5 separate regions of the Homo sapiens genome follow, and all the other regions are linked to region 5. Evidence: read pairs that join two places in POLR2A ChIA-PET (ENCODE). Cell type or tissue: HepG2. All regions are shown on one strand. Each heading gives the region's core, and the rest is flanking DNA. Links, peaks and the distances in the headings are about the cores only.

Region 1 (6,194 bases), core at 926-4,925, 100 kb after region 5:
AGCCTCCCGAGTAGTAGCTTTTTGTATTTTTGTATTTGTTTTTTTTTTTTTTGTATTTTTAATAGAGTATTTTTAGGGGTTTTGCTATGTTGGCCAGCTGGTCTGGAACTCCTGGTCTCTAGTGATCCTCCCACCTTGGCCTCCCCAAGTCCCTCACCCTGGGATTATAGGCATGAGCCACAGCACCCGGCCTCTGCATTCCTTTTCTTTTCCATGTCGCGGTCGCCTGTTGCGGCACATTCTTCAGTGTCTTCCACTTGCGCCCCATGGCCTTTCTGGCTTCAGATGCAGAACCTCTCCCGTTATAAACTGAAACTCAAGGCCTCATTTTATATGGGTCGAGAAAAATCTCAAATACTTAAGCTTATTGCATTTCCTTTTCTGTTCGCTCCTGCTAATTTTGAGTGTCATTTTATTCTTGGTTTGCCTGATATTTTAAGGTTCTGTTCATACAGTCTTTTCCCCCAGGAGTTACATAATGACTTCAGTCACTTTAAAGAAGTTTTTAATCTGTCTGACAAAATTATTTTTTCCTTTGTGAAATGTCATCTCTGTTTCTTCTTTTTCCTGCTAGTTTTTTTCAGGATGGACTCAAAGCCGTGGAAAGCCTCAAACCTTCCATTGAAACGCTGTCTACGGATCTTCACACGGTGAGTAGCTTCCCTCCCACTGTGGTTTAAAACCATCTTAATGCAACAGACATTTTCATCTAAATGTCACTTCTGTGTAATCCTGTGTTTTCATGCCGTGCCGCCCACGTGGAGTGTGGCGTTCCCACGCCTGTCCTCTGTCTTGGTGGGAGGGAAGGTTTGACCAGCGAGGGAGGCAGTTGTCGCATTGTGTGGAAATGGCCCCATGAGCACCAACGTTTCACTGTACCTCAGTCTTAATTTTCTGATTGGTTCTGTTGTGTGTGTGTGTTTTTAAAGATCAAACAGGCCCAGGATGAAGAAAGAAGGCAGTTGATACAGCTTCGAGATATTTTGAAATCCGCATTGCAGGTTGAACAGAAAGAGGTGAGGGGATTTAATTTTGAAAGATTGCAGTTTTCACCCCATTCTTGGAGGCTTTGGGTCTGAAGAACATGAAGTTCATGTCTTCTAGGAGCTCACAGTTCACTCGGGCTGTGTCAGGCACCAGTAAAACATTTAATGTATTCTTGCAATTTAGTTCTATAAAACCATCTTTTAAAATATGTTTATTTCAGGAGGAAGCATTTACTACATGCATGGCCTTAATGGCGGTGTATAAACCCTGTGCTCTGTCAGTTGCTAGATAAGGAGCTCTCAGTGGCTTCGTCACAGAGACCATGTGTCATTTGTGCTATTTATCCTGTACCTGGCCCTGTGTCATTTCCCTACCCTGACATACGTGGACTCTGCCCCTTTAGGCCTAGGCACGTAGCAGGGGACCAGCTGGGGCTCTGCCAGCCCTGAGATTGTGTTCTATAAAATATGAGGCATGAGCTTTTCTTACAGCTGCCTCCATCATGACAGGCAGAAATCCTTAGTTCTCTTACTTCCCCTCTTTCTGTAATGACGTCTCTGTGTGCTAACACGTCAGCAGGGACAGTTTGTGTTGTGGGGACTTGTTTTTAAAAAGCCATTAAAAAGTAAGTTTTAAAGATAATTTTACTATATTTTCACTACAATGTGGGTATCATAATGTGAATTTAGTATAAATCCATTTCCTTGTTAATAAAAGGAATGTATCTAAACATATATCTAGTGATTTTAGAGAAATTGCTAAACTACTTGACAGCATAAAGTTCCCTGTTGGCAGTTTGGTGAGCTCTATTTTATTGTAAGTTCTTGTACTATAACTGAATATTGTTGTTTTTCTCCCAAATGCGTTTACCTTTTGTGACCGAAGTCTAGGAGAGTAAGTAGTTCAGTATTTTAATAAATTGCAGAATTTTGCATGTTTTATTCGTGAACATACATATATATATTCCTTTTATATATTAATGGTTAGTAGCATTTTTTATTTTAACCCCTCACCTTTCATTGTTGTAGACTTTATTAAAGGCTGAAGAGTTTGCATAAATATTAGGGAAGTGGACATTTTCTGGGTTTACAGTTTACACTTTTGCTGCTGTTCCTTTATGAAGATGAAGCAGGTCCCTCCCTCCCTCCCTTTCTCTCCCCTGAGTGGCTGAATTCTACACATCTCTCTAGTCCCTCTGAAGCCCCACCTCTGGAGCGCTGCCTCTGATCACCCCAGCCCACAGTGATCTGAGTTCACAGAGCACATCCTGTTTGAATGCCCCATTTGAATCACAGCCTATTCCTCTTTTTGAGTGTTGGTTGTGCCTTAAGTGCACAGATGGCTTTTCACCAGCTGGACCTCGAGCAGCCTGAGGATGCCACCCTGCCTTCTGAGCCATTCTTCCATCACACTGTAGTGCCACAGCGCTCATTTAGTAGGATTTTGGTAAACATGGGTCAACTAAGTGAGACACTGGCAGAGCAAGGTTATATTTAGTGCTAGAAAGGACCTACAACATGGTGACTTCCTCCTAGTCTAGAGAATGTAGGCCCTGACGCTTTGATATTCCCAATAAGCAAAAAAAGGAAAAAAAACTTGGCGTAAGGAGAAAATAGTGGGCTAGCGGTAACGAGGAGGAGGTAGTGCGAGGGCAGGAGCCAGAATGCCGTCCAAGGTGGCTGCTCCCCAGCGCACCGTTGGAAATGATCGAGAACTGCCTTTGTCTAAGAAGGAAGATCCAACCCATGAAGCAAAGCTCAGGTTTAAAATAAGGCAGAGCAGCTGCTGGGGCCAAATGGCCCTCTGGGCACAGTGCAAAGGCTGTGTTTGCTTTGCCTGTGCAGAATTAGGAGGTTTGGGAAAACGGGCTGTTGTGAGAGAACTGGTTATTTACAGCTTCGCAGGAAAGTAATAACAAATTTACCAGCACAGACCAGAAGTTCTTTATAGTTTGTTGTTTTTTGTTAACCAGCCCATCTGCCCCTGATTGCACAGAGGGATCAAATGAACCTCCTTTACTATTCTTCTTTGGCTGTCTGCCCAGTTGGCTCCTTGTCAAGACCTAACTCAACAGTCTCCTAGTTGTGGGCGTGTTGTGTTTTCTGTGTATCATGCTCTGCGTTGCTTTTAGGTGATGGCATTCAGCAAGTTGGACAATCTTTGAACACAGTTGCAAGTAATAAGCAGATGTGAAAATGCTAAATTTTCTGTTTTAAAATGATTTTTATGATGGGGGTTCCATCTTGTATACCTCAAATTTGCAATAAGAATTGATCATTTGGTCATTATTGTTTAGGCCGTCATTCCCTTTGGTTGGATTTTCTTCTGTGACTTAGACAACTGAAGGTGTTAAGAGGATTTTTATTCAGTGTTATAAAAATTCTAACCCTCCCTGTGTAATAACAGTTGATAGAAATTAAGTAACATGCCCCAAAGAAACTGCCTTGATGGTTGGTAGAAGCCAGTGCTCCTCATTCTCTTCCTGTAAATCCCAAGCATCAGTTATTGAAGGAATGAAGAGTGGCCATTCCAGTGTGGTAGCTTCGTGCTGCTGTTTCCTTGTGACCCTGCAGCTTTGTTTTAGTGTGGAGCTTGTGCCGTTCTGGTCCCGGTGACCTCACACCTCCCAATCACTGGCCATTCATGTTTTGTTCTTGATATTTTCTGCTCTCTGTAAGGAGAATACTACTCTTTGGTATTTCCATTATTTTTCTTTGTGAAGGTTTTCATACTTGGAGAAAAGTTGAAAAATTGTGCAGTGACCACCCATAGTGCAATATTATACAATGAGGATCGAACTATGTACCATAGTGTTTGATTTTTGGAGAAGATCCTATTTACACAGTTAAACTCGTTGGCACTGCTCATCTTTGGTTGAGCTCTCTCCCCGTCAGCCTCGCCTCCTGCCTTCCCCATCCCACGTCGTCCATCCGATGGTGTTCTGCCAGGATGGACCCTGTTGGGGTGCTGGCGGAGTCCCAAAGCCTCATCACTTGTGTGCAGGCTCTCTCTGCTGTTTGATGTGGAGAACCCAGACTTGTGTGCTTCTATGGGGAGGATCAGGCTCTGGGGCATGGTCTCACAGGTCTGAGTGCTGAAACCACCATGGTTTTCCACTCTGCAGATCTCAAGTATGGTTGCTCTCTCTCTCTCTCTCTGTCTGTCTGTGTCTGTCTATCTCTCTCTGTCTGTCTCTATCTCTCTCTCTCTCTCTTTCTCTTGCTCCCTCTTTTTCAAGCATCCTGTCTAGTAGGATGTGATAGAACAGTTTGTGCCACCCAGGCAGCCAAGGTCCACCACAGCCATAATTTTCTTCTGCCTCTGGGTTCGCGTATCTTACATGCCCAAATCTGGCCTTCATCACAGAGATCTCTGCCAGGGGCCACCTGCCTGCCTCTCCTGCCAAGCTGCTAGGTAGCCTGGCTCTGGCCTCCATGTCACCCTCAGTGGAGGACTCGTTTGTTGATTCACACATCCAGCTACCCTTTCTTCCACTGTTACCCTAAGCCAGCACTCCACAAACACAACAGAACAAGATGGATCAGGTTATCATCTCTTCAGGGGATCATGCTCTGGGGGTGGGGACAGAGAAGCAATTGGGGTGCAGTGTAATGAGAGCACTCGTGGACATCAGCTCCAGGAAGCAGTGTCTGCCCAGTGCGGGCTGGGCAGGTGCCATCAGGGATGACTTCCCAAAGGCTGTGATACCTGGGATGGAGCTTAGAAGGATGATTAGGAGTTGGCAGGCCAGGCATGGTGGCTCACAGCTATAGTCCCAGCACTTTGGGAGGCCAAGGCAGGTGGATTGCTTGAGTCCAGGAGTTCAAGACCATCCTGGCCAACATAGTGAGATTCCATCTCTACCAAAAGTCAAAAAAATTGGCCAGTTGTAGTGACATGCACGTGTAGTCCCAGCTACCCGGGAGGCTGAGGTGAGAGGATCCCTTGAGCCTGGGAGGTGGAGGTTGCAGTGAGCCAAAATCGCACTGCTGCACTCCAGCCTGGGCAGCAGAGCATGACCTCATCTCCAAAACAAAAACAAAAAACTGGGGACGGGGCAGGAGTTAGCAGAGTCCCAGCAGGTGAGGCTGGTGGAGAGGACAGCTTCTGACTAGGACGGGGTTGCCTGGGGAGCTGTCTAGCAGAGCAGAAGAGCATGGATCTTGGCATTTGAATCCTGGGTCTCCCACTTCCTACCCTGCCCTGTGACACTGGGCAGGTTCCTGGACCTCTCCATGTCATGGTCTCCCCGTCTGTCAAATAGGAATAATACAGCCAACCTCAGAGTTTTCAGGAGATCTAAGAGATAATTTCTGTAGAGCACTTACCATATTATCTTAATAATAGTAAAATTATTTATTAATAATCTTAATAAATATTAATAAACTATCTTAATAGTTCATTCAACAAATACTGAGCTCCTAGGTGGTAAAGATACCGTAGTGACCAAATTCCCTTCCCTCATGGTGTCGCGCTCTTAGAGGTTCAACAGGAATGGATACTGCTGCTGTCGTTGTGTGTGACATATCCCTTAGCCTCCTTGTTGGTCCGTCCTCTGGCCCTATGTCTTCATGGCTCTTGCCCCTCTTCCTTCTTCACTATCTGACTCAAGATGCTGTCATACCCAGCTCTAGGCTTCTCCTCTTACTCCTGACCCAGGCCTTCCAGCCTCACCTGCCTCTCACCCACCTCTCTGTGTCCAGCCTGCGTCACATTCCACATTCACTCTAGGGGAGGAGGGACCTGTTCCTATCCATTGCAGGGCATTTCCTGTTTACCTCACTTTTCAGGTTTTCCAGGCACTTTACAAGTGTGGCCAACGATCCTTACAAGCCACTTTACAGGGTAGGCAATGTTTGCCCATGTCTGCAGCTTTTTGTTTGTTTGTTTGAGACAGAATCTCCCTCTGTCGTCTAGGCTGGAGTGCAGTGGTGCAATCTTGGCTCACTGTAACCTCTGCCTCCTGGGTTCAAGTGATTCTTCTGTCTCAGCCTCCCAATTAGCTGGGATTACAGGTACGCGCCACCACGCCTGGCTAATTTTTGTAGTTTTAGTAGAGACGGGGTTTCACCATGTTGGCCAGGCTGGTCTCGAGCTCCTGACCTCGTGATCTGCCCGCCTCCGCCTCCCAAAGTGCTGGGATTACAGGCATGAGCCACCGCGCCCGGCCAGCCATGTCTGCAACTTTATTCTGTGAGAGAGAGAGG
Region 2 (6,194 bases), core at 1,013-5,012, 150 kb after region 5:
GGGCTCTAGGTTCACCCCGGTAGTGCACTGCCCCACCTTGGCCCCACATGCTCAGCAACAACAGGGATGCCCCCCTCCCCTTTTGACCTCTTCTGCCATCATCGTGTTATTTCCCTGATGACCTTCTGCTAAGGCTTCCCCAGCCATGTAGGCAGGGACGGTGCCAGGTCCCACCACCTTGGCGATGATTTACAGAAACCGTTCACTCGGGGACTGTCTGCCTTTCCTGTGCCCGTAGCCCAGGCTCCCTGCCGGGCAGTCCCTGGTCGTCCAGCCTGTGACACACTATGCTCTCTCTCTGTTCCTGTTCTCGGGCAGTGGGAACCTGGATAAACAGACAGGGAAAGGCAGCACAGCCCTGCACTACTGCTGCCTGACCGACAATGCCGAGTGCCTCAAGTTGCTCCTGCGGGGGAAGGCCTCCATCGAGATAGGTGAGTGGGCCCGGGCCCCGGGGGTGGGCTCAGCTGCACCCTGGCCTCTGCCTCCTGTCTGCCATCCAAGCGCTGCTCTTGGAAACAGGGCCAACCCTGTGGGCTCTTGTTAGTGCCAAAGAGAAGGAGAACCTACCGCTAATGAGAAAGAGCCTCTCCCTGCCTGTTCCACGAGGCCGCATTCACCATCTGTTACTTAGACTTTGGGCGCGTTTACAGGCATTTTACAGATCATAAGACAAGCAAAGGGTGGGTCTTGCAGCTCTCACGGATGCCAGGTGAATTTGGACAAGGTTGGGGAATTTTGACCTGTTCACATACCCTGAGTCTACTCACCCCCACCTGAGGCCACACTTGGCCCCTTTCTTGGCTCTGGGTTTAGACGGATTACAGGGGGAGATGCTGTTTACTGCCCTCTCCTTTCATTTGCACCACTGCTTCCTCCATGAAGGGCCCTGGTTGTTACTTGGCCCCGGTCCCTCCCTCTCTCGAGGACCCCGACATGCCAACAGCCAAGGCACAGTTGTGCCTTGAGAGCATCCAGCTGTTGTCCCCTCAGGAGGAAGTATTTTTGAAGGACTGTTAAATAAAGAGGAAAGAATAGAAAAAAGACACACATCTGCCTGAGAGCCGTGCTTATCATTAAAAAACTAATAATCAGACCTCATTGACTGAGGCTTATTTAGAAGAAATTATAGGCCGGGTGCAGTGGCTCACGAGGTCAAGAGATCGAGACCATCTGGCCAACATGGTGAAACCCTGTCTCCACTAAAAATACAAAAATTAGCCGGGTATGGTGGCGCGCACCTGTAGGCCCAGCTACTTGGGAGGCTGAGGCAGGAGAATCACTTGAACCCGGGAGGCGGAGGTTGCAGTGAGCTGAGATTGCACCATTGCACTCCAGCCTGGCAACAGAGCAAGACTCCATCTCAAAAAAAAAAAAATAAATAAAGTATATACTTTCAGGGTTTATAGACTGCTTGAGAGAAGGTTTAAAAGTTTGTTATATTGCAGTGCATGGAAATAGGTGAGCAGTGCTTTTCGTTAGAGGTTTATGATGAATCGCTTTATTCAATGAGTTACAGTTTGGATGTGGATTTTAATTAGGTGGCTGCTTCAACAGTTTTTGTTTTTGTTTTTGTTTTTTGTTTTTTTTGAGGCAGAGTCTCGCTCTGTCACCAAGGCTAGAGTGCAGTGGCACAATCTCGGCTCACTGCAACCTCTGCCTCCCAGGTTCAAGCGATTCTTCTGCCTCAGCCTCCTGAGTAGCTGGGACCACAGGCATGTGCCACCACGCCTGGCTAATCTTTATATTTTTAGTAGAGACGGGGTTTCACCATGTTGGCCAGGCTGGTCTCGAACTCCTGACCTCAAATGATCCACCCACCTCTGCCTCCCAAAGTGCTGGGATTACAGGCGTGAGCCACTGCGCCTGGCCAGTTTTAGTTTCTTGATTAGTTCAAACTTCATCTTTTAAAGTTTTACCTTCTGTATTTAGCTGTAGTTCTATACAATTACAAGATACATTCAGCCTCGACTAGGTCAAACTCACTGTGGATTTCATTAACCAGGCCCAATTTAATTTAGTGCTGCCTTTCTGTTCCTTTTAAAAATTGTCCTGGATGTCAGGCCTTTGCTGGGTTTTGCCTTAACGCCTCCTTTGCTCGCCCTTGAATTTTAGCAAACGAGTCAGGAGAGACTCCGCTGGACATTGCCAAGCGCCTCAAGCACGAGCACTGTGAGGAGCTGGTGAGTCTCCCACCACAAGGACGGGGTGGGGCACCTGTCACGGGACAGGGAGCCAAGCCTGTCCTCCTTGGGCAGGGTTTGCTGTGAACCAGTGTCCTGAGCAGAGCTCAGTGTTTCTGATGGGATGAGCCGAGAATCAGCCTGCCTTGGAGAAGGTATGCTAGGGAGTCTACAGGGAAACCTAGGGGGACCCACCCCTCGCAGTGAGACTTGGGGTGTGAGTCAGTGTTTGCTGGTTGGCCGTGTTGGTAACATCACTGCTGTGGTGGGACAACTGGAACAGAGGCCCGAGGCCACCACAAGGGCCTGCTCTCTGGCCTCCGTAAGCTGTTTACTTGCTACTTTGCAGGACATCAAGGCCAACCTCCTTTCTTTGTTCCTCAGCCCCAGATCATGTGGGTTGCTCAATACCATCTTTTCCTGTTCTGGAAGAAAAGACAATGTAGACAGTAGAAAGAGCCCACCAGGCCAGGCAGCCCTGGCCTTGCCGGGGGCTCCCCAGCTTGGCTTGGGAAGGAAACTCTCTTAGGCTGTTTCCTTATTTCTACAGTGCAGTCAGTTATACCAGTATATAAGGTTGTTGTGAGAATTATTATCAAATGCTGTAAAGCAGTTGACACACAGCGCTCAGTAAATAGATTAAGGCCAGGCACAGTGACTCACGCCTTGTAATCCCAAAGCTTTGGGAGGCTAAGGCAGGGGATGATGGCTTGAGGCCAGGAATTCGAGATCAGCCTGGCAACATAGTGAGACTCTGTCTCTGCAAATGATTTAAAAACTAGCAACGCATGGTGGAGCATGCCTGTAGCCCCAGTTACCCAGGAGGCTAAGGTAGGAGGATCACTTTGAGACCAGGAGTTCAAAGCTACAGTGAGCCATAATGGTGTCACTGCACTCCAGCCTGGGCAACAGAGCAACACGCCATCTCCACAAAAACGTTTCGAATTAGCTGGGTGTGGTGGCACGCACCTGCAGTCCCAGCTACTGGGGAAGTTGAGGTGGGAGAATGGACTTGAGCTTAGGAGTTCAAGACTACAGTGAGCCATGATTATGCCAATGCGCACCAGCCTGGGGGAGAAAAAAAAGAACTATTAATAATAAATGCTATACAAGTGTAAGATAAGTAACAGGTCCTCTTTCTAAGCACTGTACATCCACGAGCTCATTTAATCTTTTTTTTTTTTTTTTTTTTTGAGATGGAGTCTTACTCTGTCACCCAGGCTGGAGTGCAGTGACATGATCTCTGTTCACTGCAACCTCCGCCTCCCAGGTTTAAGCAATTCTTCTGCCTCAGCCTCCTGAGTAACTCGGATTACAGGCACCTGCCACCACGCCCAGCTAATTTTTATATTTTTAATAGAGACGGGGTTTCACCATATTGGTCAGGCTGGTCTTGAACTCCTGACCTCAAGCAATCCACCCGCCTTGGCCTCCCAAAGTGCTGGGATTATAGGCGTGAGCCACCACACCTGACCTGTCTCATTTAATCTTCATAGCTACCTTATGACATAGTTTCTGCTGTTGTCCTCATTTTACAGATGAGGACACAGGCACAGGAAAGTTAAGTGACTTGGCCAGGGTCATGTAGCTACTATCTGGTTATGGGGGAAATTAAGCCCTGAGGTCCTGAGACACCCATAGTGTGTAACGAATTAACTTCTCTTCTGCACATGTAGAACGGAACTAGCTATCTACCTTCCTTGAGAGAACTGAGAAAATAGCCACACAGATCATTTTCTACAGCGTTTAATTCTCTCATCCTGGTTGAAAAGGCTGGGTTTACAGTGAATGAGCACATTCATTCTCCTGGGGTTGAGCTTTCTCCCATATGGAGTATGGATACTTGCAGGCTGATCAGCATCCTTTAGATCTCAAATATCCTTTGCCTGTTGTTTTGGGGAAAACTCTAGCCCTGTTTTTTCTGTACGGTTACACTGTTGTCACAACAAGCAATACAGAAGCAGACTGCTGTGACCAAAGGTGTGGGGTTCTCCCCCGACCCCATACACCAATTGTAGTCGCCTGACAGGTTCTTCTTGCCTGCTGCATAGATTAAACCCAATTCATGAGACAGTGTGATTGCAGCAGAGAAAGAGTTTAATTATGGCAAGCTGGCTGAGCGGTGGGAGGACAGGAATTATTACTCAACTGTGTCCCCACAAAGGCTCAGAGGTTAGGGTTTTTCAAGGATGGTTGGATGGGCAAGAGGGCTAGGAAATGGGTGCTGCTGATTGGTTGGGAGTGAAATCATAAGAGTATGAGAAACAGCCCTTGTCCACTGCATATCATCTCGGGGGGGCCACGGGACTGTTTGAGTCATGAGTCAGGTTCAGTGGAGTCAGTTGGTCACCAGGATGCAAAAGTCTGAAAAAATATCTCAAAAGATCAGTCTTAGGATATGTTATCTATAGGATCAATTGGGGAAGTCACAAGTATCGTGGCCTCTGGTGCAGTAAACAATTTTTTTAAAAAAAGACAGTGTCTCTCTGTTGCCCAGGTTGGAGTGCAATGGCGTGCTTGTGGACAGCCTCAAACTCCTGAGCTCAAGCGATCCTCTCACCTCAGCCTCCCGAGTAGCTGAGACTACAGATGCATGCCACCACGCCTGGCTAAAAAAGTTTTTAAATTTTTTGTAGTGATGGGGTCTCGCTATGTTGCCTGGGCTGGTCTCAAACTCCTGGCTCAAGCAGTCCTCCTGCCTCAGCTTCCCAAAATGCTGGGATTACAGGTGTGAGCCACTCCACTGGATGGTAAACAATTACATTAATAGAGAGGCAAGCTGCACCTACATTTTAGCAGAATTCAGACCCTTCCCATAATCCTAATCTTGAGGCCTTTCATTAGTCTTCCAAAGGCACTTTCAAGTTCCCTAACAAGAACAGAGTCAGTTTTCACATGCACACGTATGTTTATTGCGGCACTATTCACAATAGCAGAGAGACTTGGAACCAACCCAAATGTCTGTCAGTGATAGACTGGATTAAGAAAATGTGGCACATATACACCGTGCAATACTGTGCAGCCATAAAAAAGGATGAGTTCATGTCCTTTGTAGGGACATGAATGAAACTGGAAACCATCATTCTGAGCAAATTATTGCAAGGACAGAAAACCAAACACCGCACGTTCTCACTCATAGGTGGGAACTGAACAGTGAGAACACTTGGACACAGGGCGGGGAACATCACAAACCGGGGCCTGTCATGGGGTGGGGAGACGGGGGAGGGATAGCATCAGGAGATATACTTAATGTAAATGATGAGTTAATGGGTGCAGCACACCAACATGGCACATTTGTACGTATGTAACAAATCTGCACGTTGTGCACATGTACCCTAGAACTTAAAGTATAATAAAAAAATAAATTAATTAAAAAGAAAAGAACAGAGTCAGTTTTAGGGAGGGACTATTACCATCCTTGATTCAAACTTACACCACAAACTAAATTCTTCCCATGGTTAGCTTGGCCTGTGCCCAGGAATAAGGGAGGACAGCCAGCCTGTGAGGCCAGAAGCAAGATGGAGTCAGCCATGCTAGACTTTTTTCACTACCATGTTCTTGTAAAGGCGGTTTCACAAGCAGCAGACACCAGCTGGCTGTCCTCCAGTTCAATTAGACACTATCTACTTGGAGGTAGTGTTAGATCCCACAGGCTGGGGGCTCAGTCCCCAAGACTGTCTTCCACCCCAGACACCAGTCACAAATCAACCTCCAGAACTTCTGACCAACCGGCTTCAAGTTGGGGTTCCCACAGCCCCCTCTTTGGGTTTGAATAATTTGCTGGAGTGGCTCATAGAACTCAGGGAGACACTTGTGTTTACTGGTTTATTATAAAGGATATTGCAAAGCATACAGATAGAGAGGTGCGTAGGGCAAGGTGTGGGGGAGGGGACATGGGGGTTCCATGCCCTCCCTGGGTGCCACCCTCCAGGACCCTCTGTGTGGTTTGCCATCCTGAAGCTCGAGAACCAGTCCTCTTTGATTTTTATGGAAGCTTCTTGGTGTCAGCAT
Region 3 (6,194 bases), core at 1,022-5,021, 90 kb before region 5:
TTCCCCCTTTGATTGGAAAACTCCTAGTCATCCTTCAAAACCCAGCTGAAATGTCTCCCCATTGATGAAGACTTTCCTAACCATGCCCTCATCTCCCAGTACTCGCTTCTTTGCCAGATCAGTTGTTATGACATGAATAAGAAGTATAATTACCTTCCATTTAGTGAATCTATTATGTACCTCTCATTTCACATACTGTATCTTAACAATAGTTACGCCAAGTACTAATTATTAGCCCTGTTTCCCTGTTTACATATGAAAAAGCTGAGTCTCTGAGGGCTTAAGCAGCTTGCCCTCAGTCCCACAGCTGATAGGGGACAAAGCCAGAACCCCACGCTACTGAGCCCCGAATCTCTAGCTCTGGTCCTTATGGTCTTGGTCTGCCTTCCCCTCAGCACGTGAGCCTGCAGATGTCGGAGCCCAGGGTGTGCATTCATCGCATTCATCTCTTTTTTTTTTTTTTTTTTTTTGAGACGAAGCTTCGCTCTTGCCCAGGCTGAAATGCAATGGCGCGATCTCGACTCACTGCAACCTTTGCCTCCCGGCTTCAAGCAATTCTCCTACCTCAGCCTCCCGAGTTGCTGGGATTACAAGCGTGCGCCACCATGCCCGGCTAATTCTTTTTATTTTTAGTACAGAAGGGGTTTCACCATGTTGGCTAGGCTGATCTTGAACTCCTGACCTCAGGTGATCCGCCCACCTCAGTCTCCCAAAGTGCCGGGATTACAGGCGTGAGCCACCGCGCCGGGCCTAGGGTTAGGGTTCATTCACCTCTGAGTCCTCATCAGCACATTCCCTGATGCGCAAACAGCAGGGAACCCTAAGTGTCGGTCCCTATCTCCTAGGTCCACACCGCCTTCCGTCACACCAGGCTCTCTCCAGACTGGCTGAGAGGGTGGAGCTGGGAGCCTCTGAGGCTGGTAAGCCGCGTGCCTTTGGAGGGTGGGGTAACAAGCAGGGCCTCTCCTAAGGAGGGCTTCCCCGGCCTTCCTTCCTCGGGGCGCAGCATCGACATTCGCCACCAGGGGGTGCTGCCGCACCGTTCCCGGCGCCGCCTCTGCCCCGCGAGGGACTGGGGCGTTTTCCACCGGGCGCGTGTCTGGGGCTGTGACTCAGAATCCTCAAACTCAGAGTTCGCAGACGGAGGAACTCATGCTCAAACGTCTGAACAAAAATATACAGAGCATGAAATTTTTACTCCAGAAATAGTGCACCTCTCTCCCCCTTGGGGAAAAGCGTTTTCCCTACTTCCGTAGGAGTTAACTCGCCAAGGCTTTTAGGAGACGCCGCACAGCTGTGCTCCCGCTCGTTGAAAAAAAGATGCCAAAAGTGTAGAATTTGACCACAAACAACCGAGCTTCACAACGGAGTGTGGCTTGTGTGCCAGGCCCTGTGCTGGGGGTGCAAAAGGCCCCCCGTGTCCAGCCTGGCAGCAGTGACTTCGGGGTCCCTCCTGCAAGCTTGGCTACAGGTGTTCAATCTTACTGACATATTTTACAAATATAGCTACATTTTTCCAGCCCAAATTCAGTACACATGACCTAGCAAAGCATTCCAGAGGCAAACGGCTTTCTAGGAAGTGTAGCTTAGGCACCTAAATGCTGGCATTCTGGGGCTGATGGCGTACGGGAGCCATGAGCAGAGGGTTTGAAAACGGACCTGTCTGGAAAGCCCAGGTCAGAGGGTCCCAAGAGCAGGGCTGGGCAGGCCCCAGATGCCTCCCTTGTAGGGGATTCTGGGGTCTCCTCCCCTCATAGACCCTTCTCCTCCACGAAGCTTCTTCCGGGGGCCAGAGCAAAGTCCCTCTTCTGTCTGGCATTCCACCCAAGCCGCCTCCTTTTCTGTCTGCACCTTCTCCTGGGAAATCTCATTCAAGTCCATGGCCTTAAGCCTCTATCAAGGATGCCCCTAAGGCCGGGTGCAGTAGCTCACGCCTGTAATCCCAGCACTTTGGGAGTCTGAGGCGGGTGGATGGATCACCTGAGGTCAGGAGTTCAAGACCAGCCTGGCCAACATGGTGAAACCCCATCTGTACTAAAAATACAAAAAATTAGCCGGGCATAGTGGCGCACACCTGTAATCCCAGCTACTTGGGAGGCTGAGGCAGGAGAATCGCTTGAACCCGGGAGGCGGAGGTTACAGTGAGCCAAGATTGTACCACTGCACTCCAGCCTGGGCCACAGAGCAAGACTCCATCTCAAAAAACAAAACAAAACAAAAAGCAAAGATGTTCCTAAGACACCATTACTGAACATATAGACCAGTAAATAACAATGATTACACAAATCACATGATAAATTGCATAACACCACACACACACACCACACACATCACACACACACCACACACACACACACACACCCCCCACACACACACCACACACACCACACACACACACCACACACTGTGAACCTAAAAGTGTCTGAGACACCCAATCAATCTGGAAAGTTTATTTTGCCAGTGTTAAAGACACACCCATGTTACAGCCTCAGGAGGCCCTGAGGTCATGTACCCAAGTGGTGGGGGCACAGCTTGCTTTCATACATTTTAGGGAGACACGAGACATCAATCAATATATGTAAGATGTACATTGGTTCGCTCCCCTAAGGCAGGACAACTTGAAGTTGGGGGAACTTCCAGGTCATGGGTAGATAAGAAACAAAAGGTTATTTTGGGTCTTTGATCAGCCTTTCATTGAATACACAATTTACGTGGGAGGACGGAGTAGAGGAATAGTCACTTAGGCCTTAGTCTGACTCAGTGAACCTGCGTTTTTATTTTAAAATAGGGCAGAAGAAGCCATCAGATATGCATTTGTCTCCGGTGAGCAGAGGGAACACCGAGTTCTGTCCTTTTCCCACACCTAGGAAGACAAGCTATCAATTTACGTTGCCAGGCTGAAATTCAACAGAACTGTTTTAGGGTTTTGCCGTCCACAAGGAATTTCCTTGTGGGAAATTGTGATGGAGGTATGTAGGCATGTAGCTTTTTTTTTTTTTAATCTTTGTAGCTATCTTATTTAGGAATCAAATAGGAGGCAGGTTTGCCTGATGCAGTTCTCTGTTTGACTTTTCCCTTTGGCCTAGTGATTTTGGGGTGCTGAGATTTATTTTCCATTCACAACACACACACACACACATACACACACACATGAGATATTAAACTGGCAACCGGCACAGTGCACAGCTCCATGTTCCAGGCATGGTGGACCCAACCTGGTCCCTGACCACCTGCAGCCCCCACCAGCTCAGGCCTCCCTCCTGTCTGATTTCTACCTCCTCATGGGGCTGGGCTTCCCCGGCCACAGTTCTCTCCTACTTGGCCATTTTCTGCAATCCGGAGTTTTTGTTCCCAAACTTGTGCCTAAATTTCTCAGGCACTAGATGATGCAACAGGGGAGTCTGGAATTTGGAGACAGTTCAAATCTCAGCTGCGCCACCACTAGCATCCACGTGACCTCCAACGAGTCATTACCCTCTCCAAGCCTCCGTTTCTTCCTACATGAAGTGGGAGAAACCACGCCCACCCCACAAGGTTCTTGGTGACAAAGTGAGGGGAACCATCTAGATTGAGCAGAGGAGTGTTTTAGTCTGAAGAGCAAAATGATTTGGGAGTGAGGGTGTAAACCCTAGTGCTGCCACTTGCTACCTGTGACCTTGGGCAAGTTATCTAGCCTCACATACCTCAGTCTTCTCAGCCATAAAATGGGTACAATTATAGCACTTACCCGCTTACACAACAACGGTGAATTGAGTTAGTCTCTGTAGAGCGTGTTTAGCACTGTGTCCAGAACACAGTGAGTGCCGCCTCCATGATTTGGTAACACAAGCGTTTGTCGTGGTCATTTCAGGAAGGCTCTGGTAAGTGGAGTGCAGCCCGGATGAGAGCCGGCTGGAGAAAGCTGACTTGTGTCAGCTCAGGGGACAGAGGGGTACAGAGTAGCCTGGAGGCGGCGCCAGGTGGGAGCTGACGAAGCCTGCGGGGGGGCTGAGGCCAGCGTGGTGGAGGGAGCCAGCGGGAGCGCTGCACTTTGATGGGCTCTGAGCGCCTCCGGGCACCCGTAGTTCAGCTGCTTCTCTCCACCCCTCCAAAGGGCGGGAGAGACAGGAATCCCACCTTCCGCCATGCCCTCCTTCAGGGCCTGGCCTCACACGTGCCTGGTAGCAGGATGGCAACCCGATGGCGACTTCAGGCTTCACACCCACAGACGACCGTAATCAGAGAAAGTAAAAAAGAAAGAAAAAACCCTCCCAGCCCAGGATTTTGACCAAGACTCCTGACGTTCACCTCGACTGGACCTCTTGGGCCATGTGCCCAACGCCAAGCCAGTGACCATGGGGAATGGAACGGCTCCATCAAACAGGGCCCTCCTTGCTGGGAGTGGGGCAGGCCCCCCCCCCCCAGGCACAAAGAGACCCGGGCTGGGATGGAGGACGTGGGGAACAAACATTGGTGGGCACCAGCCATGTGTGTGCCACTGTCCCTGTTGCATTTGCAGCCGACCTCAAATCTGTTCTTCAGAGTTGACTGTCGGATGCTCATCACTGAACGTCTCTCAGACGCCCCACAAGTGTTCATATTCAACAAGTCTAGAAATGAACCCTCACCCTCAAACCCACCTTCTCCCCCTGGATTTCCTGTCCTGGTTGACACCTGGTTGAACCACTCACCATCCTAGTTCCCCAAAACCTGGGAATCACCACCCCCTCCCCATCCCCCAAGTCTGGCCAATTCCATCCCCCGGCGGCATTCATACCTGGCCCCATCTCTCCTTTTCCAATTGCCACCACCCAGACCCAATACTCTGCACCAAGACCCACAGGCCACTGTCTTAGGCCAAATATTGGCTCTCTGGCCCTTGCCAGAGAAAGCTAGCCAACCCCTGACCTGGATCTGTAACTGGTCTCCTGGCTCCCATCCATCCTCCACATCTGATGGCATCATTCAACAATGTAAGAATGTCAGTGGCCCCTGGTGACCTGCCACCCACAGCCTGCAGGATCTGACCCCCGCCTTCCCCTGCAGCCTCACCGTACACCTTCCTACCCACCCTGCGTTTGGGCAACTGGCACAAAAGGCTCCCAAACACGCCATGCTTTTTCATGTTTTTCTTTATACTTCAGGTGCATGAGGCTGAGTTCCTCATATTCCTCAACGCCGTCAGTGCCCCATGCAAGACCCCATCTTTTTAATAATCAATGTTATCTCTTTCATTTCTGCCGACCACTCCCATTTCCCTTCTTCCCAAAGGCAATAATGCTACCTGTGTTAACATGTATCTTTCATCTGGGTCTTGTGAAATACGTGTTGCCAAGTTTTTGTGTGTGTTTTAATGCCTATAAATGGTGTTGTTTTATATATTACATTTTTTTGACCATTTTCTCTAAACACTGTTTAGTTTAAGACACATTCCTTTTGCTCTTTGCACAACTCATTTAATTCTCATTGCTGCGCAGTTCTCCAAAGTATGGATTAAAACCGTTTCATGCATCTATTTTCCTGGATTGCTTTTAAATTGACACCATCTCAAACAAAGCTGCAGGGCATGAATTTGTATATGCCCCTTAGGTGAGAATTTCTTTGAGAACTATTCCCGGGAGTAGAACAACTGGGTCACAGAATAAACCTGTGCTTGATTTCACAGCTGCCCCTAGAAGGACAGTTACATTCGCACTGGAAGGCCCGTCCTTTATTTCCTCCCGTCCGTCCTCAGGTTTCTGAGTGTTTCCAGTCGAGTGGCCTTAAGATAATACCTCATTATTGTCTTAATGTACAATACAGTTCTCTGATTACTAATTTGGGCATCTCTTGATATGCTTGTTTGATTTGGGGAAATCTATAAATTACCTGTCCATATCCTTTGCCCCCTTTTCCATGGTGGCTTCTGATTTTCAGGGGTTCCTTTGCTTCTTGTTCTTACCTCTGCCTCTGCTGGCCTACCCTGTCCCTGGTCCTCTAAAGGCAGCTGTGTGCTCACATGGCCCCTGCAAAGCAGGTACCCCAAGCCACAGACAAGGCCCCTGCCTCAGGTGATGACATGGGAACCCCCTGTGTTCTTCTTGAGTTTTCTGCTCTTCCGTCCCCGGCCCACACTCCTGCTCAGTGACTCTTCTGGGACCCACCAGCCACATCCCCTTGACCTTGTCTTGATGAGGAGCCTTGCTTTCCCCGCCACCATTCTGGCAGCAGAGTTC
Region 4 (6,194 bases), core at 947-4,946, 94 kb after region 5:
GGAGAATGGATGTTTTTATACACATTTTTTTGTAAACACATATCATGTGTAGTGTAAGAGGTTGCATTCTCAAAAGAAAAGCACATACCATGTATAATACCACCTTCCTGGCCTACCTCATAGAGTGGCAGAGAAATCAGCGAGACAGCATGAGACAGGGACTAGGAAACTGCTGTGTGTTATACAAGCACAAAGTATTGGTTTTTGTTTTTGTTTTTCTCAATCCTGCTTCTGTAAGGGTATTGTTTCTAATTAAGTACTGTAGTAGCATTTTACAAACAATCAGGGTGAAATTAAGTAGTAGTGTTTTACAAAGAATGAATTTGGAAAGGGGTGTTTGTGTTCAGGTCATGCTCTTTTTGGTTAGTAAAGTAGACATCTATTTACCTAAACACTTTAAGACTACTTAAAATGCGTACTGAATTTTGACATTCAAGTAGTATGTGAAGGTCATAGCCATGACTTGAGGAGTAATTGGTTCCCCACTTGGCTCTGTCGTTGCTTCCTGTGGTATGCACCTTGCACTGGTTACTACTTCTCTTCTGTATCCAGGTGAATTGATCCTGTGAACTGACTAAGTCATTTATTTTAATGGAAATACACTGTGTAGATGATGCCTCTAAGTCATAGACTTGAGCCATCTTTCGAGCAGTCCTCAGGTAGTGCTGGGTCCTGGCTCTGCAGAGCTGGCACTTGGAGGGGTCAGGCACTAATGTTTCACAGTTGAGTGAGAGCTGTACTATATGCATGCATAAAAGCAGAGGTGGGCTTATCTAACAGTAAACTCACAGTTTTCACAGGAGAAGACATCTGATGAAGAGTGTAGAAGTTGGCCAGATAGTCATGGGCCGTGAAGGCCTTTCTTTCCATGGGTGAGAAAGATCATTTGAAAAACAGTTCCTTGAGAATCCAACTCTGAAGTGAATTAGATTGCCTGCATTAAAATCATGTTAAAAGGCCGGGCAGGGTGGCTCACACCTGCAATCCCAGCACTTTGGGAGGCTGAGGTGGGAGGATTCCTTGAGCCCAGGAGTTCAAGACCAGCCTGGGCAACATGGTGAGACCTTGTCTCTACAAAAAAACAAAAACAAACAAACAAACAAACATGACTTTAAAATTATTTGACTGTTTCCCCAAACTGAAGTTCTCAAGCTTTAAGTGCTTGCTGTTGTTTAGGTGTTTAAAATTTGAGTTGCCCAGGATCTAATCCAGAAGAGTGGCTTTCAGGCTTTTATTTTAAAGCTATGGAGCCCTTTCTTCAAAATTCATTTAATAAAGAAATTCAGTATGTCAAATAGGTAGTACAGACCTTCTGTGAGCGGAGAAGGCGTGAGAAGATCCTCTGTTGCTGATTGTAAAAATAGTATATACTTTTAAAGAAAATTGGTTAATATAAGAAAATATATATAAAAGGAATTAAAAATCGCCCCCAAATTTTACTTATCCAAAGATAACCACTTTGACATTTAAGTAAACATCTTTATATGTCCCTATGTATACATTCAAAAAAAATCGTATAAGTAGATCTTTCGCTGCTGATGCTTTATAACCTATTTTCACTCTCTAGTATGTTGATGTCCATGTCAGAAATTTTGGGTTTTATTGGCTTAGTGGCCGCACAGTATTTTCTGTATGGATGCACCATATGTTAATTTCCCACTCATTAGGTTTGGACTGTTGCCATTGTTTACTTTTATAAACAGGATAGCAGTGTATCTTCTTTTCTGTTCATCTTTGTAAACTTTTGTGGTTATCTTCTTAGAATAAATTCCTGGGAGTAGAATTTCTAGGTCAAAATGTACATACGTTTAAAAATTTGATACATTACCAAATATTTAATATCAAAAAGAAAGAGGGAAAGAAGGACCTATAGGTGGTTGTTACAGGCAGAAGGACAATTTGTAGCTTACAGTTTCACAGCAGCTTTCCACCTCCTCCTTGGGCTGCAGAGAGACCTCAGCCAGCAACTGAACTTGGGTACCCCTACCCCACCCCCGCCCATCCTTTACAGCTGAGAGCCAGGGCATGAATCAGCAGCTTTTCCAGGGGACATTCCATTTCAGAGATCATCTTCTGACAGCGGAGGGGATGGGGACTCATGAAGTCCTTCTATTTCCTGACACTGGTTTTGTAGCTCCCTGAGGCTTTCTGATAGCTTCGTGGTCACTAATGAATTCTCCAAGTTAAAAATAGCTTTAATTCATTTCAATTAAACTTTGTTTTTTTCCAACAATCACATTATTTTCCTTGTAAGGGAAATGTCTCAGGACGAGAGACATGATGCCAAGCATCTCAGCTACAATACGTTAGCAGTTATTGTTCCTAAAGTAAGGGACCTTGGGCAGGAGTGTGTTTGAGATGGTTAGAAATCCCATTTATTTGAACCATCCATAGTCTTCCATGTAGCTAGAGTGAAGATTTCTCCTAGCAGGCCAGGATAGACTGTCTTATTATTAGGAGTTTTTGGCACTTCAATATTTAATTATCTGACTGTCAGATAATTCATATGGCCCCAAAATAAAGAAACGGTTACGGAATCCAGGCGATACTAAGTGTCGATCATGCACTCTACGCATTGTAAAAGATGCCAAAGAAGTAGAAGAAATCATCTCAGTCCTCAGAAGCTCCTTTTAAACTCGTATTCTGCTTACTTCCATGACATTTCCTTTTCATTGTTCAACAGTATCTGCTGAAGGTCAACGAAATCAAGATTAAAAAGGGAGTAGATTTACTTCAGAATCTGATCAAATACTTTCATGCCCAATGCAAGTAAGTTCTTCTCTGTTATGTTATCTTAAATGTTTGTTCATGTGTGGCAACTTCTGGTAGATCTATAGATAGCTCATAGGAAATAAACACCACTTAGAAGTCTATAGTAAAGGGAATGAGGTGCTGACTCATGCGACAACACGGGTAAACATTGAGAACACGTTCAATGAAGGAAGCCAGACACAAGAGGCCATGTACTGTATGATCCCATTTATTTGGAAGGTCAGGAATAAGTACATCCACAGAGACAGAAAGCAGGTGAGTGATTGCCGCAGCTTGGAGGAAGAAGGAAATGGGAAATGGCTGCTAACGGGTATAGGGTTTCTTTGTGGGATATTGAAAATATTCCAGAAGTGAGTGCTAATGATTGCACAACTTTGTGAATTTACTAAAAATCACTTTAAAAGGATGAATTTTATGGCTTTATGGCTTAGGGATTATATCTTAATTAAAAATAAAAGCATATATACAACATAAAAAATCTGTAGTAATTGCCAGATATATTTATTTTTGGCTCTTTTTGTAGAGGGACAAACTCATTTGACCTATTCCGCAACTCTCAGATGTTTGTTAAAAGAGAAATGATACGATGTTAATGCAGTGTTTTAAAATAAGAAAACACTTTTATATATTATCCTGTGGAGCCAATGACTGTGATGAGCAAAGGAAGATGTTAGTAGAGGAGAAGGAGAGGATTCCACGTGCAGGGGCTGCTCAAGTACTCAGCTTTGCCATCTGTGTCAGTACTTCAGTCTGACCCACGTCTCTGACCTGGCTTCTGCTCCTCGACCCCCAGTCACTGATATAGACAGGCCTCTGGCTCCTTCACTCACCCACCCAACACACATGTCAGGTGCTGGACCAGAGGCGAGAGACACAGTGATGTACAGTGCTGGCATAGTTCCTACTCAAAGAGTCAAGTAGGGAAGTTAGACTGAAAGAGACAAATTTCTAATTAGATGTTTACAAAATTGTTTTAAAGTATAGGAATCTAAGAAAGAATATAATACAGGGACCTGATTTAGATAAAGATTTAGGGTAGAGTTTTTTGTTTTTTGTTTTTCTATTTTGTTCCCTGATACAGTCTCCAACAGCCAGCACACAGTGCCCGGAACACAGTAGGTACTCGGCTGTTTCTTGAATGAGCTGCAGGCCTCTCTGAGGAGACATGGATCTGAGATCTAAAGTATGAGTAGGAGCCGGCAGATAAGGAGTGGGGGAAGAACATTCCAGGCAGGGTCTAGGTCTTAAGGCAGGAAAAAGGCCAAGGTGACATAAGCTCAGTGAAAAAGGAGAGTGGCGTGAAACGAAACTGCATGGAAAAGCCTTAGGGATGTGGATGGCCCCAGACATCTTGCAAAAGTTTTTAGATTTTATCCCAAATATGTTGGGAAGCTCTTGAAGAAATTGAAGCAGAGGACCATTTGTATGCACTCCTGTGATCTGCCAGGCGCTATTAGGGGTTTTGGTGATGCAGTAAGGAGGAAAACAAAGTTCTTGCCTTCACGGACCCTGGGGTCTCATGGGGGAGGCAAGTAGGAAACACGAGCCAATATTTAACTGAGTTTATGAAAAGGCAAAACAGTGATGGGGAGAGAGACAGTGGTGTTGGTTAGAAGCAGCTTCAGGAAGCTTCTCGGCTGTAACAAGATTACTCTGTGTGTTGTGGAGAAGGAACCAAACAGGACAAGGGTGGATGTGGGCAATTGCTTGTGTACACAGCTCCTGTCCCTGTGCAGACCAGAGATGACGATGGCCCACCTGGCTTCGTGACAGCGGGAGTGGAAGGTGTGGACTGACAAGAAATCTTTTCCTTGTGGAATTGCCATGCCTGTCTGCTTACCTTCCCAGAGCAGGCTGTGCCACCAGCAGCCTACCTTTGTACAGAATTGTTTCTTTTCCTAGAAGGCCTCTTTCCTTTGTGCCCTCCCTGTCTTCTGTTCCTCCTAGGACCCAGCTTATGGATCATTCCTGCTTTGCGATGCTTCTTCCTTTTGGAATTCCTTTTCTTCCTCCTGTGTTGCCACCACACCGTCTGCTTGTCTCCATGATGACATCTTCCTTGTGTCTCTGTGCCACTGAACTATATGCTCTTAAGGAAGGGGCCATGCCATTTATTTGTTTTATATCTACAGTGTGTGGCACATTTACCTGGCACGTATTTGCAGCAGTGAATTGCACTGTGGAATTGAACTGAGCTCTGCTTTGGAATTCTTAATACAGCTTTGATGATGTTGCATTTCTAAAGCACTTGAGGTCAGGCGGCAAAGGAGGATGTGCTGAGTGGTTCATCCAAAGTTAAAAGAGAGCTTCAGCCATTTAAAAAAAAGAAGAGTGAAATCATGTCTTTTGCAGCAATAGGGATAGAACTGAAAGTCATTATCTTAAGTGAAACAAGCCAGCCGCAGAAAGACAAATATCGCATGTTCCCACTCCTAAGTGGGTGCTAAGAAAGGCATACCCATGGATGTAGAGAGTAGAGTGACAGCAGAGTCTCAGGAGGGTGAAGGGAGTGGGGATGATGAGAAATTATTAATACTTAGTAGGTACAATGTATGTTATTCTGGTGATGGATACCCTAAAAGCCCTAAGTTGACCACCAGGCCTATAACAAAACTGCACTTGTACCCCATGAATTTATATTAAAAAATATAAAAAGAGAGCTCATCTCTACTTGGTGGAAAAGACCTTGCAATTATATAGTTTTCAAGATGAATTATTTTATGGAGACTCAAAATTCTTACTTTGTGATGAGCATGCAAATTACTTCTACAGTTCTTATGTCAGGCAATTTAGGAAGTGGGTCGCTTCCTTGCTGATATTTTATTTTTAAGAAGAAGCTATTCTGGGATTTCCTTCCCCCGCCCCTTTATTTTGCCCAAACCAGTCAGTTGGGTAGCAACAGACCACTTGTGGAAAAGTGAAGTAGTTGGCCTTTTATGGACATGATCCCAGTAACCTTTAAAAATATGAATCTTCCATTACTTCGTTTTTGGATATGAGAGAGAGTGTGTACGCTGCCTGCTCTTCAAATCAGTCAGGCAGCTTTGACTTTCTCAATTCACATTCTGGAGGGTACAACGTGGAGCTCGAGCAACTCAGCTGCAGAGTAAGAGCTCGCAGCCGTGCGTGTTTCCACGTGTGGGAGCGCCTCTCATTCCCCCACCACACACGCCCAGTTTCCGCTTCTCGCCCCCAAGGGCACAGCTTTGCCTGCTGGGTGCTGTGCCCTGCTGGGTACACGCGGGCCTCTGCACACTGCTGTGCTCCGCCAGGGTGAAGAGGCCACTGTGTAAACCAGATTCCAGGGCTCAGGTTTGGCTGTTGACCCTTGGAACTACGTAGATATGCGTTATTTTGCTTTTTCTTCTCGCTTTAAGTGTTCTTAAAGAATACTTCGTGTTCTTTTATTTTTATTTCATTTA
Region 5 (6,194 bases), core at 1,491-5,490:
TGTGTGAGGGAGGCCCTGGGCTGGTTCCATGGCAGGGCACAGTCCAGCTTCTTGCTTCCTGGCAGCACAAACCCCTGCCTGTTTCTGGCGGGGAGATGCTGCCCAGGCTCGGCTGCTTTGCGGTTCTATGTCGGTCACTTTCCCCAGGCCACTTCCTTCCTTTTTCTTCTTATGCCAGCCTGGGCAAGAGGAATTTGTGCTTCCTGCCAGCAGGATGGATGGGGGAAAGGCAGTGGCTGGGTGTTTCTCTCTGCTGGAAGGGTTTGCTGGGGTGAATCCTTTCCCTTCACTCCCTCCTGTAGCCAGGACCTTGTCACCTCCAGGGAGCAGGTGACAGTTTCCTTGACTCCTCACCAGGTTTTCAGGCTCTGCCCTCTTCCTCTCCCCAGCCAAGCTTGCCTCTGACCTCAGCCAGGAGGAACTTGCTCTAGGGCTTAAGTCAGGTCACATCTAACTTTAAGACCCAGTTTTAGCATCTGGTATGGAGGCAACAGCCTGGGCTTTGACAGACTTGGGTTTGCGTCATGACTCGGTACCTGCTACCCGTTCGCTGAGATGCCAGTGAGCAGTCGCTGGTCATGTTACATAGCTGCCACCTCCCGGAGGCCAGCTCTGTTGTGTGTGCATGCCCATTGAGATGCCCGGGTGCCGCCACACCCCTAGCCTGCGCCTGCCTGTTCTTCCTCCTGTCAGAGGGCCCTGTTCTTGCTCATAGACTCCTGCACAGCAGCGGGCCTGTCTGTCTGCCTGGCCCTTGGGTGTCCCTGGCATCTGCATGCTGTGTTCCCATGGTCCTTCTGCTAGTTGGAGCCCTTGTGCCATGCCTTCCTTTGGAGACTCTCCTCTCTGTGCCGTCTCGCATGCCATCCTTGAGGTTTTAGCTCTGTCACCTGGCAGCCTGGCCCTTCCCTGCAGCAGGTGAGGACTGAGAGCTGGGCTGTGCCCCTCCCACCCACTTGACCCAGCGGACACTTTGGGAAGTGGCAACCATAAGTCTGCCTGGCTTGCTCCAGTTGCCCATCTTGTCCTGTGAGTGAAGCTCCTGCTTCCATCTCTCTTGATCTGGCCCCTTCTCTCCATTCCTCCAGCTGCAGTGGGTGCCCCTGTCATTTGTCAGCCAGAGCATTCAACAGCCTCTGCTCCCACTGAGGTCATGGTGATTGTCTTAAAGATTTGCTCTTTAGCTTCTCAGCTGAAGACACGTTGGTGGCTTCCCTGACCTTTTGGAAAGTAACCAGACTCTGGGTCCTTCTCCTTTGTTGACCTGGCCCCTGCCTCCCTCCCACCCCATCTCATCCATGCCTGTCCTCTGTGTCAACACGCCTCACTGCCCTGCGCCCGATCCTTTTACACAGGTGGTCCCTCTGTTTGTAGAGTCGCCCTGCTCTTCGTATCTCCCTGCCTGTTCTGTGAAGTTCAGCCCAGTGCCCCTTCCTTGGAGGCCACATTAGAGGGCCCTCCTCTGCTGGCTTTGTGCCCCCGTACCCCTTTCGCAGCTGACTGTCCACATTATACTGTCTGTATCTGTTATTTACTGTCTGTCTTTGACAAACTATGATCTTGGAAGTGCAGAGAACTTGTCTGATTTGTTTAACCACCTCACTTAGCACATAACTTGTCATATTTTTAATTTATTTTCTATCTCCCCTTCTCCCCATTAGATCATAAGCTTCCTGGGGGCAGGGATTTTTGACTCTTACTTAGTGATGCATCCTCAGCACCCAGAATTGCACTGGACACATCATATATGTTTAATATGTGTTTGTTGAATGAATAAAACTGACAGGCAACTACAGCTTAGATTGCAGGGAGTGAGACATGCTGTTGCCGGAGCTCTGGTGTCATTGGTTCATAGAAAGCTTGTTTCTCTGGCCATGGGGACTTGATTCTTAGAGGGTAATGGTTCGAAAGTTGAATTAGTGAGTGTAAATCCTTAAAAAAGTAAAAATATGTTTGTGCCCTTGTACAGAGGGGCTGCCTTGCCCTTCTGGAAGAAGGAATTCCACGTTAGACGTGTTCCCAGCTGCAGTTTTGTTCTGTATCTATTGCCAGCAGGAATCCAAGGATTTCCTTTATTATTTCCAAATTGCTGCCTCTTAGGAATGGAGAATGCTGCCAGTCTGTGCTCTGTGTTTTTTTTGCTCAGTGGGACCAAAGTAGTTTTGTGGTAGAGAGATACAGAGATACGGCTTTGAGACAGTTTGAGTCATCTAATTACTGTCCAGGAGGGCTGGGAGGTTAACCCTGGTGGTTGCTTTGGTGATAGTGATCGATGTCTGTGTGACAATTATAATGAAGGCTGGTATTATGCCGGGACTTTGAAGAGTCTATCAGATAGTGAAGGAATTGCGAAGCCGTACTATGTTGAGGTCTCCAGAATAAACATCCTCAGAATGGAAGGTCCAGATGAGAAGGTTACCTTGATGAGAGGCCTTTATGCTTTTTGTGCTATTTTCCTTTATGGGCTCTGGTAGTTCTTTAGTGTTTTATAATCTCTTTTCAGAGAAAGCTTTTTGTAAATTCTTCAGATTTTACTTTTTAAGTAACACTTACAAAAGTTGTATGGTGGCTTGGGACCAATACACTTTGCAGGAAATGCAGAGATGGATAAGAAATGGTTCATTCCCTTCAGGACCTCTCGTTATAGCTTAGCCTATGTAGTGATTAGAGCATCTGCTTTGAAGCCAGCTGGACCTGGACTCAGATATAGGTTTTGCTAATTGATACCTGTGTGGCCATGGGCAAATATGCTCATTTACTCATTTGTGTTTAACAAACACTTATATTGCACTTACTGTGTGCCAGGCAGTAAGTGCTTAACACATGTTAAATGGATTTAATCCTTACAACAACCCTGTGGCTAGGTACTGTCATCATCCCCATGTTTAAAGAAGAGGGGAGTGGGCTGGGCATGGTGGCTCACGCCTGTAATCCCAGCACTTTGGGAGGCTGGGGTGGGTGGATCACCTGAGGTCAGGAGTTTGAGACCAGCTTGGCCAACACGGTGAAACCCCATCTTTACTAAAAATATAAAAATTAGCTGGTCGTGGTGACAGGCACCTGTAATCCCAGCTACTCGGGAGGCTGAGGCATGAGAATTGCTTGAACCCGGGAGGCGGAGGTTGCAGTGAGTCAAGATCGCACCACTGCACTCCAGCCTGGGTGACAGAGCGAAGCTATGTCTCAAAAAAAAAAAAAAAAAAAAAGGAAGAGGGGAGTGGTTCACAGAGGTGAAGCAATGTTCCCTGGGTCACTGAGCAGAGAAGTCACAAAGCCTGGGCACTCTGGCTCGAGTTCATTTTTCTTCTTGACGCTATTTGTGCTGCCTCTCAGCTTCCTAAGCTTGAGCTTCCTAAACTGTAAAATGGGAGGCAGCAATAACCAGACTGCCTAGAGACAGGCTGGTGTGAGAATTCAGTGAGAAAACCCGGGGAGAACATTTAGCCAGAGCCTGTCGCATGGCTGGGGCTCTGGCTAGTGGAGGGAGAGGAGACAGCACACAGATTGCACCAGAACAAGGTAATGGCGGCGCGTGGCCTTGCAGGGGCCTTGATAATAGGAGGAGCTCAGAAGCAGGGAGAGATCACTTCCTGCTGGGGCAGCTGGGACATTGTCATGAAAGACCAGGGAGGGGACAGATGGGACATCTGGGACTTCACAGCCACCTGGGGAAGTGGGCACTATCCCCATTGTGTGGATCCAGAAGCTGGGCTGTTTCTAATCAGTTAAAATGAGTAGGTAGAGCCAAGGTGAAGGAAGATGGATTTACTCAGGGTTCAGTTGGTTGGACTGTTGAATTGAGCTGGGGGCAGGTGGAATAAAGTCTGGTCAGCCACTCTGGGGCCGATGCACAGGGGCCCAGCCTGGAGCCCACTTCCGGCCTTGCGAATGCTTCAGTGGCTTTGCATATTGTCTCTTTGTTCTCACTCTTTAGAAATGTTCTCCCACACCTTCCTTCCAGTGGATTTCTAGAAATACCCTATTTTTCATGACTCACCAATTGAACACATCCTGTTTGGGGAAGTGATAAGAGAGGAATTTGAGAATGGCATGGAGTTGACTCCTAATGATGACTGGTGCAAGGAGTAGACGGCCCAGCCTTCTGCTTGCTCTGCCTCTCACCTGTGTCTCCAGACGAGCTGAATTTCTCCAAGTGCCGTGTTTCACTGTCCCCGCCCGACATATGCCAACTGGAGCTTTTCCTGTCCTGTTGTAGGCGGGGATCTGTGTGTGGCTACAGAGTGACTAATGGTAGAATTAATCGAGTTAGAGATGGGGCCTGTAGTTTTGAACCTGATGAGTTAGATGACCTTTTGGACCACACAGATGGCTGGTCGTCCTGTGCACCAGTGTGGCAGGGATGGAGCTTGTGCCAGCTGCCCCGGGCAGAGTTGTTTTCTTTTTAAGAGGTAGCCAAGGCAGCCTTGCCTCTCAGGACCCAGCCCTGGTGGGTGGCACCCCAGCCCTTCCCTTTCCAGGGCTCTGATTTTCCTCATGGCTTGCTGTTATTTCACTCGCAGAGTTCAGATGTTGTTCATTCCAGCAGAGGCCGGATGTGTAAATCATCCTGCAGCAGTTCTGTCTTGTATGGCCGGAGGCTCCTTGGTGGGCTGATTGGAAAGCCCAGTACATTAGGGAGTGAAGGGAGTGAAGTAAAGAGAAATGGAGGAGGGAGAACTGGAGCTGGGGCACGTGAGCTGCTGTGGTAGCGTGCGGGAGGCAGGGGAGTTCAGACCACGTCTCGGGGCCAGGAGTGGCTGACAGCTGAGGTGTCGGGCTGGGTAGGGCAGAGTGAGCCGCATGGCCTGGCAGCTGTGATGGGAACATGTAAGAAGTGGTCAGGCTGCTGTTGTTTTAGATGTCTGAACCCTGAGGGTAGAACTCGGAGAACTTGGTTGGTGGATGCAGCCGGCAATGCCTTCCCATGAATGGCAAGGGCAGTGGGCTTAGGCAGATGGAGCTGCTCCACCTGGCAGTTTAGCCTCCCAGGGGACTTCTGGCAAGGTCCGGAGTCATGTTTGATCTGCCAGGACTGGGGACTGGGGTGCTGGTGGCATCTGGTGGGTGGAGGCCAGGATGCTACTACACATCCCACAGTGCCCAGGACTGCACCCACCACAAAGAAGTACCTTGTCCCAAGTGTGTCCGGGCCTGATGTTGAGAAACGCTGGGTCAAAAGGCTTCAGGTGATGGTGGACTTGGAGGGCCGGTCAGGGAGGGACAAAGGGATGTCCTTGGCACCTGGACTGCTTTGGGGCCCCTGTTTCCTGCTCTTGGTGGGCCTGAGTCTCTCTGTAAGTTTTGCAGTATGAAGTTGACCTGGATGTTTCATAAGCAGAGGCTTGTAGGTAATCAAGTGCCACGAAGTAAAGATCATTTCGGGCCACTTGAATATATTAAGTTCGTCGACATCTTCAAAGAGTTAGATTGAAATGCTGATCCTCTTATATTCCTGACATATTCTTATCCTTGCCTGTATTATTTTTTTCTGTTTTTTAACCTGTGTTGTGCAGTATGCCAGATGAACTTTTTAGGGTGTATATTTTGATATCTTACTTTTATGAAGATTAATAAAATTAAAATTGTCTCTGTACTGATGTAAAGAGCTTGAACTTAATTTAGTTTTATAATTGTCTGTATAAACATTCTTAATGTCTAAAGAGGATTTTTTACCGGAGAGGCAAAGGGAAATAAAAACTTGATAAAATTTAAAAAATTAAAAGCAACTGTTATCTGTTATTGTATGTATGTATGTGTAGGTGGTTGTGTGTATGTATGAGAGACACAGACAGTGCATTTTACTTTTTTGTTTTTTAAAGATCCTGCCTTTAAATTTGGAACTATAATTATTTGTCAGCACAGTTAAATTTTTTTTTTCTTGCTTTTCTTTCTCTTTCTCCTTTCCTGTGTTGGAGCAAAGGTGCTGTGTGTTGTCTACTTCAGGTTTCTTTTTTGAGTGAATGGGACAAGGACAGGGCAATATCTGAGTGTCAGAAAGATCCCCCCCGAGGCTGGTGTGGGTACCAGGCAGGGCTGGGGTACGGAGACGGGCAGGCGGACCAGGCAGGGGCTAGTGAAGGCAGGACGAGGTCCAAGTTGAGGCCATGGCCAAGGGGAGGGGAAGGCAGGAACAGCTTGGAGAAATAGGCAAGAGGGACAAGTCTCTGACCTCTTGGCTGTGCGGGCTGGGAATC

What was found. ChIA-PET counts read pairs that join two places held together with the same protein. Peaks named below come from ENCODE experiments on the same cell type or tissue, not always from the same donor. Only the 100,000 strongest peaks of a DNase experiment are listed, where the experiment ranks them.
Region 1: POLR2A ChIA-PET joins it to region 5 with 19 read pairs; 3 of 35 experiments call an interaction of 5 or more read pairs at or near these places.
Region 2: POLR2A ChIA-PET joins it to region 5 with 13 read pairs; 4 of 35 experiments call an interaction of 5 or more read pairs at or near these places.
Region 3: POLR2A ChIA-PET joins it to region 5 with 12 read pairs; 5 of 35 experiments call an interaction of 5 or more read pairs at or near these places.
Region 4: POLR2A ChIA-PET joins it to region 5 with 16 read pairs; 6 of 35 experiments call an interaction of 5 or more read pairs at or near these places.

The regions. Positions count from the first base shown.
Region 1 is chr2:9,334,164-9,340,357 of GRCh38, forward strand. ASAP2 (ArfGAP with SH3 domain, ankyrin repeat and PH domain 2) reads left to right here. Exons shown (of 28, transcript NM_003887.3): 8 at 575-650; 9 at 930-1,016. Among named protein-coding and RNA genes, the nearest start is that of ITGB1BP1, 86 kb to the right of the region's middle. In HepG2, for the core only: no CTCF peak of the experiment used is centred there; DNase peaks (open chromatin) are centred at 1,358, 2,208 and 3,028; H3K4me3 peaks cover 751 bases.
Region 2 is chr2:9,378,626-9,384,819 of GRCh38, forward strand. ASAP2 (ArfGAP with SH3 domain, ankyrin repeat and PH domain 2) reads left to right here. Exons shown (of 28, transcript NM_003887.3): 19 at 319-434; 20 at 2,116-2,183. It overlaps LOC124907730 (a long non-coding RNA gene), which reads right to left. Exons shown (of 2, transcript XR_007086203.1): 2 at 5,995-6,194. Among named protein-coding and RNA genes, the nearest start is that of ITGB1BP1, 42 kb to the right of the region's middle. RefSeq lists an enhancer at 103-687. In HepG2, for the core only: no CTCF peak of the experiment used is centred there; DNase peaks (open chromatin) are centred at 2,516 and 2,866.
Region 3 is chr2:9,141,876-9,148,069 of GRCh38, forward strand. It overlaps LOC105373417 (a long non-coding RNA gene), which reads right to left and starts at 4,035. Exons shown (of 4, transcript XR_922775.1): 1 at 3,728-4,035. RefSeq lists enhancers at 147-1,044, 1,161-1,240. In HepG2, for the core only: a CTCF peak has its summit at 1,034 (motif pointing right); no DNase peak of the experiment used is centred there; H3K4me3 peaks cover 860 bases; H3K27me3 peaks cover 1,264 bases.
Region 4 is chr2:9,325,143-9,331,336 of GRCh38, forward strand. ASAP2 (ArfGAP with SH3 domain, ankyrin repeat and PH domain 2) reads left to right here. Exons shown (of 28, transcript NM_003887.3): 7 at 2,684-2,769. Among named protein-coding and RNA genes, the nearest start is that of ITGB1BP1, 95 kb to the right of the region's middle. In HepG2, for the core only: no CTCF peak of the experiment used is centred there; DNase peaks (open chromatin) are centred at 2,029 and 2,879.
Region 5 is chr2:9,230,926-9,237,119 of GRCh38, forward strand. The region is part of intron 1 of ASAP2 (ArfGAP with SH3 domain, ankyrin repeat and PH domain 2); the gene reads left to right. Among named protein-coding and RNA genes, the nearest start is that of ASAP2, 27 kb to the left of the region's middle. RefSeq lists enhancers at 144-700, 701-1,255, 3,470-4,669, 3,737-4,362. In HepG2, for the core only: no CTCF peak of the experiment used is centred there; DNase peaks (open chromatin) are centred at 2,236, 3,566 and 3,986; H3K4me3 peaks cover 2,414 bases.